2 separate regions of the Homo sapiens genome follow, and region 2 is linked to region 1. A link is a contact called in ENCODE Hi-C or POLR2A ChIA-PET data. All regions are on one chromosome and are shown on one strand. The core of a region is the stretch at or near the end of the contact, and the rest is flanking DNA. Distances in the headings are between cores, read along the strand shown.

Region 1 (3,683 bases), core at 71-2,570:
GCCCGGCTCAGTCTCCGAAAGTGCTGGGATTACAGGCGTGAGCCACCGTGCCCGGCCGCAGATGTGGTATATTTCACGTTTGAGTATTTTTGAAAATAAAAATAAAATAAAATAACTGATAGTTCCATTCCTTAAACTTAACATTTGGGTGTGTTTTCTAGTATTTTTTCTGTATTTGTATTATTATTTGTGAGACGGGGTCTTGCTCTGTCACCCAGGCTGGAGTGCAGTGATGTGATCAAAGCTCACTGTAACCTTGAAATCCTGGGCTCAAGCAAATCCTGCCGTCTCAGCCTCCTGAGTAGCTAGGACTACAGGCGTAGGTCATCACACATGCCTGGCTAATTAAAACAAAAATGTTAAATGTTCATCTAGAACATATTGTTTAGTAACCTACTGTTTTACGTTAAAACATTATCCACTTTCTCCTACAATAGAAATTGTAATGGCTATAATACATGATTATTTCATTATCACATCTATTTTTAAGGAAACCAGGCCTAAATCTAGTTTCCATAATATTCTGATGAGCAGGACCACAGAGCAGTGATTTTGATCAGGATTGTGCCTGTTAAAAGCTGGCTACTCCATGGCATGCACAGCTCCAGGATGGGAGATTAACTTCAACAACCATTCATTTAGTTTGGTTTGATTTTCTGCCAGTCTCATGACCGACTTGAAGCACGTCCTAGAACAGAGAATGTTATGTTTGGTGTCCAAGGAAGCAGCAAACTAGAGGCGCCATCCCAAATTCTAGAATAATAGAGTCAACAATCGTTTCACACCAAAGTCATCCATTTTCTGAAGCAAATTTTGAACTAAAATGTTAAAAATGTTTTGTAAGGTAGATTAAACGTCATGTGGGGAAAATAACTTGTTAGTGCAAAAAGGAAAAGAAACTGAAAACAGACATATCTGTAGATAAATTTTCCTTTCAAGATTCTACAGTATAAATATCCATCTAAAAGATGAATTGGCTTCTTAAGCCAATTCATTGTCACTTGCTTCTGAAGTGTTTCCCAGGCACCTTAGTTATCAGCCACCCTGCCCCTAGGGTATCGAGGACAAATACGTTTCAGGTAGCTTGACAACAGGAAAGAATTTTAAGGACAAGAAACTACCTGCAATACCAGTTGGGAGTGTCCTGAAAAGTGATGTACTGAAATACTGACCCTTCCAGCTGGTTAACTTTCATAATCATGCATTTACTTTTCAATGGCAACTGAATATATGACTGCCTGATGATTCAGGGGAAAAAATGCAGTATTGTGTGTGGAATTGGAAGAGATTCAAAGTGAGTGCCATGGCAGTGACTAACTTCTTTCAAAAGCTTAAGGAAGAAACAATGCATAGGCCTTTGAGTTAGTTGGTGTAGTAAGCATTGTGTTTTCACCATCAGTATCCATTTCTATATTTTGGTGACAGTACTCCATTTTGTTCTTCCGGGAACCACTCCTCTCCTATAGTCCATGATCTTTGGGTGGACCAGAGGTAAAGCATATGACTCAAATTTGGCTAATCATAGCACAAGAGTTTTCCTTGCTACAGTAATTTGTTAAAGGATGGGAAGGTAACTCTCTATCCTTTAACAAATTACTGTAGCAAGGTAATTGGTTCAGTGAATCTAGGAGCTACTGGAAGGGATCTCTTGCTGGACTTGGACTGGAGTGAATATAGAACTAAAGTTTTTGAGAACTGTCTTGTTGCCACATGATGAAGTCTGAGTATAAGCCAATATGGAGAAAAGCTGATTGGGGTTTTTTTTGTTTTGTTTTGTTTTTAAAAGAAACAGGATCTTGCTGTGTTGCCCAGGCTGGAGTGCAGTGGCTATTCACAGGCACAATTGTGGTGCCATATAAGCCTTGGACTCCTGGGCTCAAGCTTCCTGAGGTAGCTGACATTACTACTACAGGCACAAACCTGGGCCTTTTTTTTTTTTTTTTTTTACCCCCCAGAAGGCTCTCTCTTTATTTGTCTGACCTGAAATGGGCATAAGTTGCAACAGATTGAAAATTCTAACTCTACCTTCATTTTCAGAAGTGTCTAAATTAAACATTTATAAGAAAATTGATGTTTTATAAAAACAAAAGACATGAAAAGCTCTGTATTCAAATATTTTTATTCTGTGAACATTGAAAATGCCTTCTAGGAATATGGCATTGCGGGGTGTATACAAAAAAATAGATCTTTTCTCAAAAAGCATGTAATCTGCTTGGGAAGACAAGAACATTATTAAAAAAAACCCTTTAGAACACAAGTGAGTTGTGGACAGTAATACATATAAATAATCTGAATGGCAGTATATAATAACTGATAACTATCTACAACCAAAACCAGCCTAGAACAAAAGCATGAGTAAGAGGCTTTAGGGTACACTTCTGAGCATTTTCTTTTAATTCTCAAGACATTTGTCCTTGTTTTCCTAATCTTTAGGTGGATTCATACATTTGTATTTCCTACCTGGTATTTCCTCTGAATTACTGACTTGTAATTCAAACACCACATCTGCTCCCAACCACTTCCTACCACTTCCACTGCTACCTGAATTATTGTTATAGCCTAACTGGTCTTCCTGCTCTCACCTTTGCTCCCCTAAAGTCTATTCACAATAACCAGTTTAAACTATTATTTTATTAGGAAAAATTTCAAACACACAGCAAAGTTGAAAGAATTTTACAGCAATCACTTCTGCATCCACCACTTATATTCTACCATTAACAGAATACTCCTTTAAATAATGGCAGATGTGTAGTTCCTCTGCTCAAAACCCTCCCACGGCTTAGCTTACTCAAAGAGGAAAAACCAGGCTGGGCGTGATAGCTCACGTCTGTAATCCCAGCATTTTGGAAGACTTTAGGAGGCTGAGGTGGGAGGATCACTTGCGGGCGGGAGTTTAAGACCAGCCTGGGCAACATAATGAAATACCATCTCTTAAAAAAAAAAACTTAGCTGGGCGTGGTGCTGGATGCCTGTAGTCCCAGTTACTAAGGAAGCTAAGGCAGGAAGATCACTTGAGCCCAGAAGTTCAGGACTGCAGTGAGCTATGAGCACGCCATTGCACTCCAGCCTGAGTGACAAAGTGAGACCCTGTCTTAAGGGGGAAAAAAAAAAGGAGAAAAGCCAATTTGTTACCATGGTCACCAGTATGATCTGGCCTCTGTTACCATTCTTCCCACTTGTCCTTTACTCTTCAGCCTTGTTACTGCTCCTTAAACATGGCAGGCACATTTTTGTTTTAGGGCCTTTGCACTTGCTGTTCCTTTGCTTCAAATGCTCTTCTCCCAGGTATTTACATGGCTTGCTTCTCTTTCTTTCGATCACCTCATTAGTTCTGACTCTTCCAAGTATTAAGTTGAACCATATGACCCTAATGTCACACAACTGGATTGAACCATTCAAACCTAAGGTGTAATGTCATTCTCAGGTCAAAAATTATTTTTAAAAATCAGTAATTTCATAGGATTCAAGCTTATAAAATAGCAACTCCACCCTACCCTTTCATTCTCACCCTGTTCCAATATTCTTACAGCACTATTATCTTATTTATGATTTGTATATTGTATGTAAGATCCTCACAGATAGGGAATTTGTCTGTTGTCCACTGCCGTGTGCTCTGTGTGCAGAGTAGGATTTGGTCTATAGCAGGCCTTCAGGATGCATTTATTTAAAGAATGAGTAGCTGA
Region 2 (3,679 bases), core at 100-2,599, 38 kb before region 1:
AAAAATAAAAAAATTAGATGGCCGTGATGGTGCACACTTGTAGTCCCAGCTACTTGGAAGGCTGAGGCAAGAGGATCACTTGAGCCCAGGAGGTCAAGGTTGCACCTATGATTGCATCACTGCACTCTAGCCTGGGCAACAGAGCAAGACCCTGTCTCAAAAAAATAAAAATAAATACTATTGATAGCACAATAAGGTGACTATAGTCAATAATAACTTAATTGTATATTTTAAGACTATAATTGGATTGTTTGTAACTCAAAGGATAAATGCTTGAGGGAATGGATACCCCATTCCCCATGATGTGCTTATTTCACATCGCACGCCTGTATCAAAACATCTCATGTACCCCATAAATATATACAGCTACGATGTACCCACAAAAATTTTTTGAAGTCATAAAAAAATAAATAAAATTAAAATAAAGTAGCAATAACCAAAAACAAATTGTGGTCAACCATGTAAGAGGAAAGACTGAATTACCTTCTATTCTCTTTCTAGAAGATGGCGTTACAAAGTTGGTGTCATATGAAGAGATAACCAAAGAGTAGACAGACATAAAACATAGGAAAACATATTATAGAAGTGAGATGGGCAAGGTGGTTGGATTTCAAACCGTGCCAGATTACAGGCCACCCCGGGCACAGTGGTTCACGCCTGTAATCCCAGCACTTTGGGAGGCCAAGGCAAGTAGACCACTTGAGTCCAGGAGTTTGAGACCACCCTGGGCAACATGGTGAGACGCCCCCCCTCTACAAAAAATACAAAAAATTAGCCTGGTGTGGTGGTACGTGTCTGTGGTTCTAGCTACTCGGGAGGCTGAGGCAGGAGAATCGCTTGAGCCTGGGATAGGGAGGTTGCAGCGATCTGGATTCTGAGACTGCACCACTGCACTCCAGCCTGGGTGACAGAGTAAGACCTTGACTCAAAAAAAAAAAAAAAAAAAAGTGAGATGAACGTAGTGAAAAAGTGAAAATATAAACCCTCTTCTTTCTTTTTTGTATGACACAGTGGCTGGATGAGACAGTTCCAGTGGCAGCTTCAAGTTCTGTCCAGAGTCAGACCTCTGTCCCCACCAGTTCTCTTTGACATTCAGGCACTTTTTTCTAGTTCTTACTCATTGCACCAAGTCCCTTTCTCCCTTTGAGCCTGCTCTCTGAGCCTCCATTGTCTGCAATCTGAGCATCACTGGAGTGACTCACCTATCAGATATGTTTATATAGTTGGTATGTGTCTGAACTCTAGGGATTGTTAAGAAATAAAGGTGCTCCTTAGGAGCAATCTCAGGAGATTCTAAATTCCCAACGTGGATTAGCAAAAAAGGAGTGTTATCTAACCTCTCTGCCAATAGCATTGCATGCAGCTCATGTCTACTTACATACCATGGGTAGTAGTCACAATTGGTACTCTCTCCAGATACCTTTACCTGATGGTGAGTTTGGGGCTGCTATGACTGATGTGGCTAACGACTTTACCTATGAGCTTCTGTAGTCACTGAGCACTTGGCATGTGACTAAAGAACTGAGCTTTAAATTTTAACTCCTTTTAATTAATTTAAATTTAAATAGCTACATGTGGCTAATGGCTGCCATACTGAACAATACAGCTCCAGAACCGCCCATGGATCAGTCCAAAGCTAGACTTTGCATGCAACCACATCCTTGCTCATCTCTTTCCTTTTTCCTTCTCTATTTCACCTCCTGCTTTACTAATCTCCTGAGAGCATGACCTCAATAAATCATGTGCACTCAAATCCCTGTCTCAGACTCAACTTCTAGGGAACCCACCTGAGACACTGTGTTACAATTATTTAACAGTGAATTACAGAAAGCTTAAACCTTGAATCAAAAGTGCACATAAAAATTCAATGCCAGTCAGAATGTTTTTAGCAGAAGGTATAAAAGAGTCCCAAGCCCAACTGTCTTAAACAAAGAAATGTGTTATTCTGCACCTACGAGTCCAAGAATAGGACAGCTCCAGGGTTGGGTAATTCCATGGCTCAATGACACTTTCAAGAACCAAGTTCTTTCCATCTTGCTGCTCTGTCATTCTGCTGGGCAGGCTTCATTTGGGGGCTAGCTTTCCCCTTCTTGTTGCAAGGTGACTGCCCTAGTGCCAGCCTTCATATCTGGATACAACCATACTCAGAATAAGAAAAGACCATCTTTTCTTGTATGTCTTTTATTAGGAGCAAGAAAATCTTTCCCAGAAACCCCCTGCAGATTTATCCTCCATTTACTGGTCAGAGCTGCATCGCATGGCCTTGTCTAAACCAGTCCCTGCAAAGGGAAATGGGAAGACCATGATTGCCTTTGAACAATCAGGATCTACTCCCTGGGTCTGTGGCCAGCCTCTCCTGAAGCACATGGTTGAGCAGAGAAGGGTGGGTACCTAAACACAACATACCATCTGTTGTAGGGGTTGGGAAGCTGGATAAAATGAGTGTTTGGTAACCACAGTATCGGCTGGTCACAGTTTCTCATGCCTGTAATCCCAGCACTTTGGGAGGCTAAGGCGGGCGGATTGCTTGAACCCAGGAGTTCAAGACCATCCTGGGCAGTATGGTAAAACCTCACCTCTATTTTATAAAAAAAGAAAATTAAAAAAAAATTAAAAGATAACCACAGTATCAATTACACGTTTCTTTAGGCCAGCTTGTACAATGTGTTCTTTGAACCACCTACCCGAAGATCATTTAGGGGGCTTGTTAACATGCAGATTCTGAGGCCCAAAGCATTGTCTGATACATGTCAGGAGCTTAAAAGATACTTGTTGGTGAAATACTTTCTGGGAAGCCAAAAATAAAAATAAAAATAAAAATAAAAGAGATTTTTCGGAAGGAAGGAAGGGAAGGAAAGAGAGAGACCTTTTGAGTTAGAATCACCTGGCCAGGCACATTGGCTCATGCCTGTAATCCTAGCACTTGGGAGGCCAAGGTGAGCAGATCCCTTGAGGTCAGGGGTTCGAGACCAGCCTGGCCAATATGGCGAAACCCTATCTCTACTAAAAGTATAAAAAAATTAGCTGGGTGTGGGTGCACGCCTGTAATCCAGCTACTCAGGAGGCTGATGAAAGAGAATTGCTTGAACCCAGGAGGCAGAGGTTGCAGTGAGCCAAGATCACGCTCCTGCACTCTAGCCTGAGACTCTGTCTCAAAAAAAAAAAAAAAAAAAAAAAAGAATCACCTGCAGATGGTTTTTCTACTCAGTAATGCTGGAGAACCACTCACTTAAGCTGAAAACTAAAAATTCACCTTCAGTCCCTTCATTACCAGTCTCTTGGCAGAAGGGATGAAGAATGTGATCATGTTGCCACACGTATGCTGCTTTGCTCTAAAACTCTCAGTGATGTCAAGATGACAAGGGTGCTTATCAGTTGTACTTAACATACATTATTTATATGGCTTTCAGCTTTACTTGCTGAATCCAGGATTCCTGTTACAGCACCTCATGAAAAATAAATGAATGTGATAATGGCTTCCACTTTGTGGAGTAATATATTGAAAAACCATCTAAGAAGTTTGTGAAAAGCAGCATCTGGGATCATTTTTTTTTAATGCAATAAAAGATCTTGGAGGTGATTTTGGCATATAAAAAGCAGCTGTCACCAACAGGAAAGCCTAGCTGTTTATCTTCTGGACTCTAAATGGAGTCTGATAGAATGCTCACTCTCCAGTTAA

What was found. A loop is a pair of places that touch in the nucleus more often than their neighbours do. ChIA-PET counts read pairs that join two places held with the same protein, here RNA polymerase II (POLR2A). Pooled maps may share reads with other maps.
Region 2: a map of PC-3 shows a loop between it and region 1 (2.8-fold over the local background). The contact joins two enhancer-like sites. A Hi-C loop is called at or near these places in 27 of 168 maps with a recorded cell type or tissue (B cell, CD4-positive, alpha-beta T cell, CD8-positive, alpha-beta T cell and 20 more), 5 of 37 single-sample maps with no recorded cell type and 35 of 50 pooled maps. POLR2A ChIA-PET finds 5 or more read pairs at or near these places in 17 of 52 experiments (A549, AG04450, BJ and 14 more).

Annotation. Positions count from the first base shown.
Region 1 is chr3:37,181,153-37,184,835 of GRCh38, reverse strand. All of the region lies in intron 1 of LOC105377642 (a long non-coding RNA gene), which reads right to left. Among named protein-coding and RNA genes, the nearest start is that of LRRFIP2, 8.4 kb to the right of the region's middle. Within about 2 kb of position 1,320, at least 8 of the 41 ENCODE cell types and tissues checked have a DNase peak (open chromatin) inside an H3K27ac peak, as active enhancers do; they include PC-3 and mammary epithelial cell, where a contact is called at or near this core.
Region 2 is chr3:37,219,166-37,222,844 of GRCh38, reverse strand. No RefSeq gene overlaps it. Among named protein-coding and RNA genes, the nearest start is that of GOLGA4, 22 kb to the left of the region's middle. Within about 2 kb of position 1,349, at least 2 of the 41 ENCODE cell types and tissues checked have a DNase peak (open chromatin) inside an H3K27ac peak, as active enhancers do; they include PC-3 and mammary epithelial cell, where a contact is called at or near this core.